Linked DNA regions of Mus musculus: region 2 is linked to region 1. Evidence: chromatin loops called from intact Hi-C (ENCODE). Cell type or tissue: heart. All regions are shown on one strand. Links, peaks and the distances in the headings refer to the core of each region. The heading gives the core; the rest is flanking DNA.

Evidence for each region. Hi-C counts contacts between places; a loop is a spot of excess contacts. Peaks named below come from ENCODE experiments on the same cell type or tissue, not always from the same donor. Only the 100,000 strongest peaks of a DNase experiment are listed, where the experiment ranks them.
Region 2: a loop joins it to region 1, with 5 times the contacts of the local background. A loop is called at or near these places in 13 of 42 quality-filtered maps.

Annotation. Positions count from the first base shown.
Region 1 is chr15:80,130,683-80,136,053 of GRCm38, forward strand. It overlaps Tab1 (TGF-beta activated kinase 1/MAP3K7 binding protein 1), which reads left to right and starts at 2,464. Exons shown (of 11, transcript NM_025609.3): 1 at 2,464-2,506. The coding sequence starts at 2,474. Gm31253 (a long non-coding RNA gene) reads right to left here. Exons shown (of 3, transcript XR_384256.4): 1 at 3,946-5,371; 2 at 47-298. In heart, for the core only: CTCF peaks have their summits at 2,410 and 2,635; DNase peaks (open chromatin) are centred at 2,499, 2,559, 3,389 and 3,979; H3K4me3 peaks cover 2,459 bases; H3K27ac peaks cover 3,168 bases.
Region 2 is chr15:80,080,215-80,085,585 of GRCm38, forward strand. It overlaps Rpl3 (ribosomal protein L3), which reads right to left and starts at 3,192. Exons shown (of 10, transcript NM_013762.2): 1 at 3,110-3,192; 2 at 2,176-2,368; 3 at 1,401-1,569; 4 at 682-817; 5 at 152-338. The coding sequence starts at 3,112. Snord43 (small nucleolar RNA, C/D box 43) reads right to left here and starts at 2,692; the gene lies at 2,645-2,692. It overlaps LOC115488570 (a small nucleolar RNA gene), which reads right to left and starts at 872; the gene lies at 818-872. In heart, for the core only: CTCF peaks have their summits at 608 (motif pointing left), 810 and 3,130; DNase peaks (open chromatin) are centred at 911 and 3,127; H3K4me3 peaks cover 3,860 bases; H3K27ac peaks cover 3,160 bases.

The DNA of each region.
Region 1 (5,371 bases), core at 200-5,199:
TAGACTTCTGACCTGAGGGGCTGCCAAGCCTTCCTGCCAAACCCACCTCAGCTCTCAGGGGCCAGACTTGCTGCAAGTCTTCCTGCTTTGTATGCGATTGGGGTTAGGGAGGTCATGGTGCAGTCATTGGATGTTCCAGAAAATGTATGGAAGCGAAGGCTGCCTTGCCCGTCTGGACACTCGTGATAAGGCCCTGAGCCAGCGCAGGCAGTTTAGATGATTATCAGGACCAACAGTTGCAGCAGAAGTGCTTCTTGAACTGATCAAAAACAACCCCAGGGTGACACATCTGTTTGTCCTGGGGGAAAAGAGGACCCATTTTAGAGATGTGAAGAGAAAGTTGAGGGGAGCTAGTGAGCCCCAAGCTTAGTCCCACTCCCTACTTAGTCACATGGGGTCCATGAGACTGGCATACCTCAGTTTCCTCATTTGCCAACATACTGATTCCCTTCTGCTGGGACCTTAAACCAATTTGATGTCGCAAGCATTTGCTAAACTGTAAGAAAACCCAGGATCAAAACAAACTAGCGAACAGAAAAGCTGAGTGTAGTAGTGCACACTTTTAATCCCAGCACTGGATAGGCAGAGGCAGGTGGATCTCTCAATTAGAAGCCAGCCTGGTCTACAGAGTGAGTTCCAAGACAGCCAGGGCTCCACAGAGAAACACTGTCTCAAAAAACAAAATAAAATCGAAACAAAAAGAAAGAAAACAAAAACCGTCCAATCCTGTGATCCCTTTCAGTCTTCTATTCCTCTGTAGAACCTCTACTCTTCAGGTGTCTGTGTCTCCTCCCAACCTGTCTTCTGCTCACACACCCCATGAGGGATATGTCTTCCACCTGAAGAGCCTCAGCTCAGAGCCTCTAAATAGAATCCAGTTATGTGCCAATCAAATCTTTCCAAAAGGCCTCCCGCTGTTGCTCGTGTCCTTGCACCGTCTCCCTTGGACCCTGTCCACTCCCCCCATCCCGCCCCTTCAGCTGCTCCATCTGTGATGTCTTTGCATGCTCAGCTTGTGTTCTGAGCTCTAGCCCCCCTACTGACTTGACAACGTCTCATCTCAGAACCACACCAAACTCAGCATGCTAACGTGGAACTCACACCTTTCTCTTGCTCCATAAACCTACCTGAGCCTGCAAAAAAAAATCTGCAGGGATCTTTGACACACTTCTTCCCATCAGCACTGTCTTTTTATTGTTGTTGTTTTCTCGAGACAGGGTTTCTCTGTGTTGCCCTGGCTGTCCTGGAATTCACTCTGTAGACCAGGCTAGCCCCGAACTCAGAAATTCGCCTGCCTCTGACTCCTAAGTGCTGGGATTAAAGGCATGTGCCACCACACTGGCCCATCAGCACTGTCTTAGGCCATTTCCTGTTGCTTTAATAAAATGCTTGATACTGGGGGGCTGGAGAGATGGCTCATCGGCTAAGAGCACTGACTGCTCTTCCAGAAGTCCCGAGTTCAAATCCCAACAGCCACATGGTGCCTCACAACCGTTTCTAATGGGACCTATGGGATCTGGTGTGTGAAGACAGTTATAGTGTACTCATACATAAATACACAAATCTTTTAAAAAAATTGATACTGGATTATTTATTCATTTAATGAAACAGGGTGTCATATAGTAGTCCATGCTGGTATCAAACTTCTGGTCCTCCTGTCTCTTCTTGTTGTTGTTTTTGTTTTTTTTTTTCAAGACAGGGTTTCTCTGTATAGCCCTGGCTGTCCTGGAACTCACTCTGTAGACCAGAAATCCGCCTGCCTCTGCCTCCCAAGTGCTGGGATTAAAGGCGTGTGTCACCACGCTCGGCTCCTCCTGTCTCTTCTTAAGGGATGGGATTACAGGACTCAAATTTATAATCCCCCTGCCTCAGTCTCCTAAACTCTGGGATTACAGTTGTGACTCTCCAAATCGAGCTTCCGCACCGTGCTTCTAGAACAAACAGACTCTTCCTTTGGGCACTGGCCAGTCACGCCAAGTGGCCTGCAATTACATTGCCAGCTAACACTACACTCCCATGTTACCGTCCATAAATTTAACTTCTGAGAATTTACAACTACTCGGAATTGCAGTCTTCTCCAAATCTAACTTCAGCTAGTTTGGCATTGGGGTGGCCTCCATTATAAGATCAGGCAGTCAGTCACCCACTACTCTTGTAAACTGAATCATTCGTTCTCTCTTGCTCCCTCCTCGCTAAGCCGCTTTAAATAGGATCTCAGGATCTCCATCGGGGTGAAAAAAAAATCCGGGAGAAAGCACACCCATAAAGACCCCAGGAAACAAGAAAGTCGAAGAAAGTAGGCTGATGGGGTTGGGGGTGGGGTGGGGGCAAGAGCCGCGCTTGCTCAAGGCGCCTCTGCTGCGCCTCCTCCGCTCCGCCGGGGGCGCTGTGGATAAGCTCCGCGGCAGCCCGAGCCGCTCTAGCCCCTCATCCCGCCACTCCGAGAGCCTGGCGCGCCGCGGGGTCCTCCAAGATGGCGGCGCAGAGGAGGAGCCTGCTCCAGAGTGTGAGGAAACCGACCCGCTCTCCGGGCTGGGAGGGTTGGGAGCTCGGGTGTGTCCTCGGGTGCAGGAACTGTTGTCTTTAGATGGCAGAGCATGGCCCTCTCGCCCCAGAGGCCTTTGGGGGCTTGCAGCGCGCGAGACCCACAGCCGGCTGGCGCCGCGCCTGTTCTGCGCGTGCGCGTCGCAGGCTGGGGCCTCTAGGGGGTCAAGGGCGCCGGGGTCCTGCGGAGTGGGAGCGTCCTCGAGCCGGAAGGGGACGTGGCGCCGCCGAGCGGGCCATCCGGAGCGTGGACACGACTAATAATAAATAGCCCCCCGCTTGTGTAAGGCGTGCTGTATCTCTGGCATTGTGTGGACCGCCTCGCGTTTATAAGCTTCGCCAGCAGCACCGGAGAATAGTTAGCGACTAAAAGTTTTTACAGACGAGGAAACCGAGGTCAGGCAGCTGGTGAGCGGCAGAGGCAGAGGCAGGATTAAAATAGTCTGGTTCCAGAAACACCCCTAAGGTTTAGGCTCCTCAAGTGAGGGCGTAGGGTTTTACTTCTGCCTCCCAGTTCACCGGGTCCCGTTGAAGGTTGGCTCCAGGCACCCCGACCTGGTCATCTGGACCTCCACGGTTTGATGTAGTCTACCCGTCCCTGCATCTTTCTCACATATGTGCAGTTACACATGTATGTATGTTAGCTCAGAGTACTGTTTGGATCTGCCAGGACAGGGCGGGGATCCCTTGGCCTTCCTTACCGTGGCACTCTGTAGGAGTTGCCTCTGGATGTCTGCTTCCTTGAAGACCAGCGCCTCTTAGCATGTTGACTTCACCACCCTACCACCCTTGCATGCTAGGTGCTTGGTCAGTGTCTGTCACAGAATGAGGAAATTGGTCAGGAACTAGGTCTTGGCTTTTCAAGGGTGGGGGGAAGTAGCTTGCCTGGCCTAGAGGATCTGAAGCCAGAGGGAGACGTGGGGGAAGAGAGAGATGGCTTTCCCTTCACTATTGTGTGCCTGCTCGGGCCTTTTGTAAAACCCTGGGAGTAAAGAGGTCTGGCTCTCTGTTTTGTAAGGTCCCAGAGGGCAAGGCCCTTGTATAAATGTCCCCATTGTAGAAAGCGTCTGGGGAACACTGATATGATTGTGACCTTGAGAGAAAGAGGGGCTGGGAAAAAAATAGTGACTGATGCCGACTGAGTTGGCTTGCTAACAAGAGAAAGGTCGACTGGGTCAAGTATCTTCTGTCTCTTCCTTGTGATGGGACCCAAAGAACACCAGTTAGGGCAGAGTGTAGGCTTTTCCCAGCACACAGAGAATGTGTTCTCTGTGTATGCTGGCGGACTTTAAAAAGGGGGAGGGAGGGCCGGCTTTAACCCGTAGTGTCTTGATGCTAGGGAAGGAACAGGAAAAGATAACTGTGTAAGGCCCCTTCCATCCTCAGGATGAAAGGACATACCTACTGAGAGGAATCCCGGTGTCCCAGCCGGGCAGGGTGCAGGGCTTGCTGACCTGTCCTTCGTCCTGTGTCTGGTGAGAGCAGCTCCAATATCTGTGTTCTGCAAATGACCTTGAAAGCTGCTAGTCTGGGCCTCTTGGGAAGATGAAAGGGCAGCAGGGGAAGAGGAGCGTGAGCCCCAGCACCGTGGCTAAGGCATAGTCAGCGTGGACTTCCATAGGGAACCCTGGACAGGCCGCAGAGAACTGCAGGGGATTCAGGGGTGTTAAGTCTCAAACCCAGAAAAATAGCTGAGGTCTCAACACATCAAAGTGAGCCTGGTTGTCAGGCTCTCCCAGCATCCCTCGGGCTGCTCTTCCTATAGAACTGAACAATTTTGGTGACCCACCTCTTTTGTACCTTTGTCTTTTTGGCTGCTGTACCCCATTCCCTTGCTTTCCCCTTCCCTTCCCTCCCTCTCCCCCATGGCTTAGGGTTCGACTCTGGACTCTCTTAGATGTCTCTGCCTCTGCTCTCCCATTTTCCTACAGTAAGAACTTTTCTCCTCTACCATACCCACACGTAGGAGCAGTCATGGCCTTTCCTTTTTAGGTTTTTTTTTTTTTTTTTTTAAATTCAGTTTTTTACAAGACAGGAGGGACACCCAAGGGGAATACAATGTATTTAACTAAATTTGTATGTGAGGGGTCTGAAAATCCATGTGTCAGATAGAAATAGTGTGTTGACAGGTAGTGAACAGTTGTGGGATAGGCTGGTAATGGGCTCATGTGGGTCTTGAAGGGGCATCATCCTTGGGCAGTTTGGTAGAGTTTCTGGAAGAAAAGGCCTTCTGAGGGATTTTTACCTATTATCTCTAGTCAGTGTGCTTTAAAAGGGTTTGGTTTTGGGGATTTTGGATTTGAGGGCTTCCTGGGTAGTTGGTTTGTTTTTAATTTTAATTTTTTAAAATTCCATTTTGCCTGCATGTAAGTGTTCTGGGTACATGCCTGGTGCCTGTGGAGGGCAGAAGGAGGTTCCAGTCGTAAGGTTCTGACAACTGAACTTGGGTCTCCTGGAACAAAAGTCAATGTTCCAGGCTACTAAGTCATCTCTCTAGTGCTGAGTTTGTTTGATTGTCTTGAGACAAAGTCTCACTATGTATCAGTGGCTGACCTCCAGCTCACTATATGGCCTTGAACTTGGAGATCTGTTTCCGAATGCTGGGGCAGCATACACCACTACATTCAGCTAAGAAAAGTGGTTTTAAAGAAAATCTTAGAATGGTGGTTCTCAGCCTTCTTAATGTAACTCTTTAAAACAGTTCTTCATGTTGTGACTCCCAACCACAAAATTATCTCATTGCTACTTTATAACTAATTTTGCTACTTGTTATGAATCATAATGTAGCTATCTAACATGTAGGATATCTGATATAGAACTCCTGTGA
Region 2 (5,371 bases), core at 185-5,184, 50 kb before region 1:
CATTCTCTAAAAGCTGGTCAACTTGACCAGCTGACTGCTGTTCCCAGAAGGCAGGCAGGCAAGGAAACGCTGCCACCGCATCACTTGGTGCTGTGTCCAGTGTACGTTCCAGGGTCTCACATTATCACCCACAAACTACAGCAAAGCTTACCTTTGTACCCTTTGCCTTTTGTCACGCCAATGACATCAATCATCTCATCCTGCCCAAACACCTGGTTCACAGGAACCTGCTGCTCCAGCCGCTCTCGGGCCCAGTCGAGCTTCTCAGCCACAGTGCCTCCATTCACCTGGATCTCCATCAAGTGTGCCTTCTTCTGGCGTAGAGGAAGCAGACGCATCTAAAAGAAGCAGATGAAGCTTATATCAGGCTGGTGGCAAATGGACTAGAAAGTAAATCACCAGAAGCTCAAAGCCAATAGACCTGACTTTGCCAGTGGTTGGTGGACTCATGCATGAGCTACTAAATGGTTCCTAACTAGCAATGTGTTTAGAAAACAGAATACTTGGCCCAATCTCACACCATCATTTCAGATTAGTCAGATAGAGCACAGTAAGACCATCTAGAGAAGCAAGCCTCAGTGTCACAGTGCCCTCTGCTGGTTGATTTAAGACACCAGAAATGTCTCTAATCCCCTCGGATCACAAAATGCCTGCAAAATGCCCCAAACCTTAGGTGCTTACCTGAGTGTGGGCAATGATGCGGATGACCTGGCAGTACTTCTTCATGCTGTTGAAGTCCTTCTCCAGCTGCTTCTTGCCTGTGTCATCCTGCCATTTCTTACAGTACTTGGTGAAAGCCTTCTTCTTAGACTTGTGCCTTCAGGAGCAGAGCACAGTTGGGGGAGGGGCCCGGTGCAGGCCTTCATCACCCTTGCAACAGGTGAGAGGAAGGCAGACTGGCACCATTTGGGGATGGGGCTCATTGCCGGCTTCTAAGGAGCCTTTTCCACCGGCAAGCGGAGCCTGGATGAAGCTCATCGGGCAGAGCCGAGCGGAGCTGAGCAGAGGTCCACAGGTTAATATAAGCCACAAATATACACAACACACAACTCTTGCTCCAGGGCACCAGAACATCCCTTTATCTGGGGGCACATCTCATAGTAGTGGAAGTCAGGGGCTCAGGCCAGAGGCAGGGGACCTATCTAGTACAGACAAGGCCAGCATCCAAGCCTCAAAGGATTACCTCACACTAAGGCCCAGATGCAGGATGTCTTGTTTTCCAGCTTCCCTGCCACTTCAGTGTCAAAGCAACTCTAACACTTCTGCTAACCAGGACTGACCAGCACCCTCAAGGGTTAACAGTCAGCTTTTGGTTCAAAAAACCTTTGATCCAACTTCCTTCACTTTACATCCCAGCTCAGAGTGTCCCTTACTTCTAAGGGAACCCAAGAGCCTCTTACCAGTTCTTATAGAAGCGCCTTTTACACTCATCGCTGATGTGCTCAGCAAATACAGTCTTGAAGGTCCGGAGGCCTCGTGGGGTCTCAACATATCCCACAATGCCCACAACCACCATTGGGGGAGTTTCCACAATGGTCACAGCCTCCACGACTTCTTTCTTGTTCACCTCTGTGAAGACAAACAGGCATAAGCTTCAGTGGGAGCACAAATACCCCAGCACATACAAGCATCCATTTAGACAGAATGGCTGTCTCCGCATCAGAATACTGGGCCTTCCAGGACTGCTCTTCAGAACTGCGGGCTCTCCAACTGCAGCTTTTAACAATTGAGCCAAAGTTTCTAACCTCCACTTACTTTGCAAGGCTGCTAACAGGCACCATGCCAGGTGGTGACTATCACCACTGAAGTAGCAAAATGCCATGTGCTATCTAGACTGTCTCAAAGAGGAGCTTTATCACTAGTCTGGTTTCATGTCCAGAATACACTTGTTAAATGTGTCTACCTTTTCAGAGTACCTAGGGTTGATAACAGGCACTGGCATGGAAACAACCAACTACCCCAACAGGACTCTGCACAGGAATCTGTGTTAAATTTCGCTAGGCCAAAACACTTCTAGGCTCCCTTAGTGTGGGCACTACCACACTAAGTCAGGCTTTGTTCTAGACTTACCACAAAGCACCCCAGGATGAAGCTATTGTGCTCCTTTGGGAATTTACTGTAACTACAGGCAAAATTACACACAGCCCAAGTTGGACAAGGAAGTACTGTACATACTAGATCCTGGCCTGTCAACTTCCCGGACGATGTGGGTCATGCCAGCCTTGTAACCCAGAAAGGCTGTGAGGTGAACGGGCTTGGAAGCGTCATCCTTAGGGAAGCTCTTCACTTTCCCACGATGCCGGCTGCTGCGCTTGCGAGGCAGGAAGCCCAAGGACCCATGCCTGGGAGCTGAGAATTTCCTGTGAGACTGAGGTAAAGGGAGAGATCACAACATTGCTCTCAGTCTTCCAATCAAGCCCAAAGGAGGGTTCCACATTTAAAGGAATTGTATCAGAGGACAGACTGCAATAAGACTTCAGCTTAATGCTTTTAGTTTCCATGCCTTTCAAACACAAAACAGCTTAGTTATACTAAAACCTCGATGGGTGAACTTTCAAGAGTATCCCATGTGACTAAATGGCAACATGGCGTATCAAGATGGAGTCTAATGCAAGTCGGCCTCAAACACTCCCTCCTAAAGCCAAATCAGAACTTGACATTCAGCACAGAGTTTCTGTCCGCCCGTCAAAAGGTTCATCATTTGTGGCTTCTGAGAACTCTAGAGATGCACCTTCCACTCTTATAACATTCCAAAATGGAGACCCGACCCGATTTGCCAAATTTCTCCACTTAACCAATGCATTCCTAAAGACCTGGGCCATCCCTACCAGACTGACCACTACCCTCGAATTAAGCACAAAACAGCCCATTCCATAAGTCCCTTAGGATTACGCTGATATCAAATGGGTCGCACACAGGCCCAGGCCGGTCCCACACACATCCTCCGTAAGGCCGTTAAGGTCCCTGAATTTCCGGACGGTCGCGGCCCTCACATCGATCCCCTATTACATCCTTTCAGGATTGGCGAGCCAGGGATGGCGCCGATGGGAGGTGAATACAAGCCAGGCCCACAGGAGACCAAGTTAGAAGGCAGCATGGCCATACGTACCATCTCGCCGCCACACGCCGCAGATAGAGAGCGACCAGGAGCCAGTGCAGGCTATATAAAGCCAAGTGATGGCTCCGCCCCCTGAGCGTGCGAACGTGTTGACGCATAGGCGTCGGGTCGAAGGGCGCGCATCGAATGTCATTTTACACACATTTTTCCCGCCCACTAGGATTGACAAATAGGGTCTACGGAGAATGATTGGGTTCAAGCTTAGCGAAACGCCTCGTCGACGCTGAGGTTTAGAATGTAAAGAACTACGGCGTTCTGCAGCAGCCAAATTTCATGATAATGAAGAAAAATGGAGGCATTGTGCTTCCTCTCACTTCTAGAACGGAATCACACAGGGCTAGTCCCACACAGCAACGAAAACAACGGCGTTGAAGCAGGCTTAGTGTGAGACAACTGACTGCGTTGTTCTCGTGAGCTCTTAAGATAGACTGAATGAAACTGCTCTTTTACCTAACCAGTGATTTTGATGTGATCACCAACATTGCTCTCAGTCTTCCAATCAAGCCATGCCTTTAATGCGCCATGATTTCGGGCACATCTCCCTCAAGTCCTGTCTCTGCCAATTCAGTCTCCAGATGTCATGTCCCGTTCATATTTTGTTCTTAATTTCAGATTTACAAATGTGTGAGGTTCCCCCCCCCCCGTGTGTACGAATGTGCGCCACGGGCGTGCGTGACATTTTCAGAAGTCAAACCGGGCTGGAGAGATGGCTCAGCAGTTAAGAACACCAACTGCACTTCCAGAGGTCCTGAGTTAAATTCCCAGTGACCACATGGTGGCTCATAGCCACCTGTACTGGGATTCGATGCCCTCTTCTGATGTGTCTGGAGACAGCGACAGTGTACTCATATACATAAAATAAAAATAAATCTTTAAAAAAAAATAAGGGCTTGAGAGATAGCTCAATGGTTAAGAGCACTGACTGTTCTTCCAGATATTCTGAGTTCAATTCCCAGCAACGATATTGTGGCCTATAACCATCTGTAATGGGATCAGGTGACCTCTATACTCATATATACACTAAATAAATAAATCTAAAAAAAAAAAAAAAAAAAGTCAAAATAGTGTCAGATCCCCCTGGACCGTTGTTAATGCTGTGAACTAGACCTGGGTCCCGTGGGATGACAAGTTTTCTTAACTTCTGAACCATCTCTCCAGATCAAGATTCTTAATGAATTTATTTTTCGAACAGCAACATAGGTTTATTAAAATTTAAAAAATAATTTCTGAAAGTGGAGGAGCGCCACTTAAGAATATCTTAAATAAGCTCTTTTTAATTTTATATTTATGAGTGCTTTCCTCATTTATGCACGTGCACCACATATGTGCAGTACCGGGGAGATTTGAAGAGAGTATGGAACCCTCTGGAACTGGAGTTACAGATGGTTGTTGTGCTGGGAACCAAACCTTGGTCCTCTGCAAGAGCCCTTAATTCCTAAGACGTCCCTCCAGTCCCAAAAGAAGAATTATTTTTTCTTCCTTTTTTTTTTTTTTTTTTTTTTTTTTAGACAGGGTTTTTCTGTGAAGCCTTGGCTGTCCTGGAACTCACTCTGTAGACCAGGCTCCAGGCTGCCCTCGAACTCAGAGATCTGCCTGCCTCTGCGTCCCAAGTGCTGGGATTAAAGGCGTGCGCCACCACCGTCCTGGCTTTCTTTTCTTTTCTTTTCTTTTTTTTTAAGATTTATTTCTTTTTTATTTAGGTGTGAACACTGTCACTGTCTTCAGACACACCAGAACAGGGCATTGGATTTCATTACAGATGGTTGTGAGCCACCATGTGGTTGCTGAAAATTGAACTCAGGACCTCTGGAAGAGCAGTCAATGCTCTTAACCACTGAGCCACCTCTCCAGCCCTTCTTTCCTTCCCTCTTTCTTTTTTTTTTTTTAATTTATCTATTTTTATTTTATGTGCATCAGTATTTTGTCTGCACATATGTCTGTGTGAGGCTGTCAGAGCTTGGAGTTACAGACAGTTGTAAGCTGCCATGTGTAAGATTTTGAGTAGGAGCCGGGCATGGTGGCACACACCTTTAGTCCCAGCACTTGGGAGGCACAGGTGAATTTTGAGACCAGCCTTGTCTACAAAATGAGTTCCAGGACAGCCAGGGCTACACAGAGAAACCCTGTCTTGAAAAACCAAGAAACAAACAAACACAACAACAACAAAAAGTAACACCAGCCTTTTGGGAATCAGGTTTTGATCTTTGATCCTGTTCTCTGTCCACAAATACTTCCTGGCCATGTGGCAGTTCT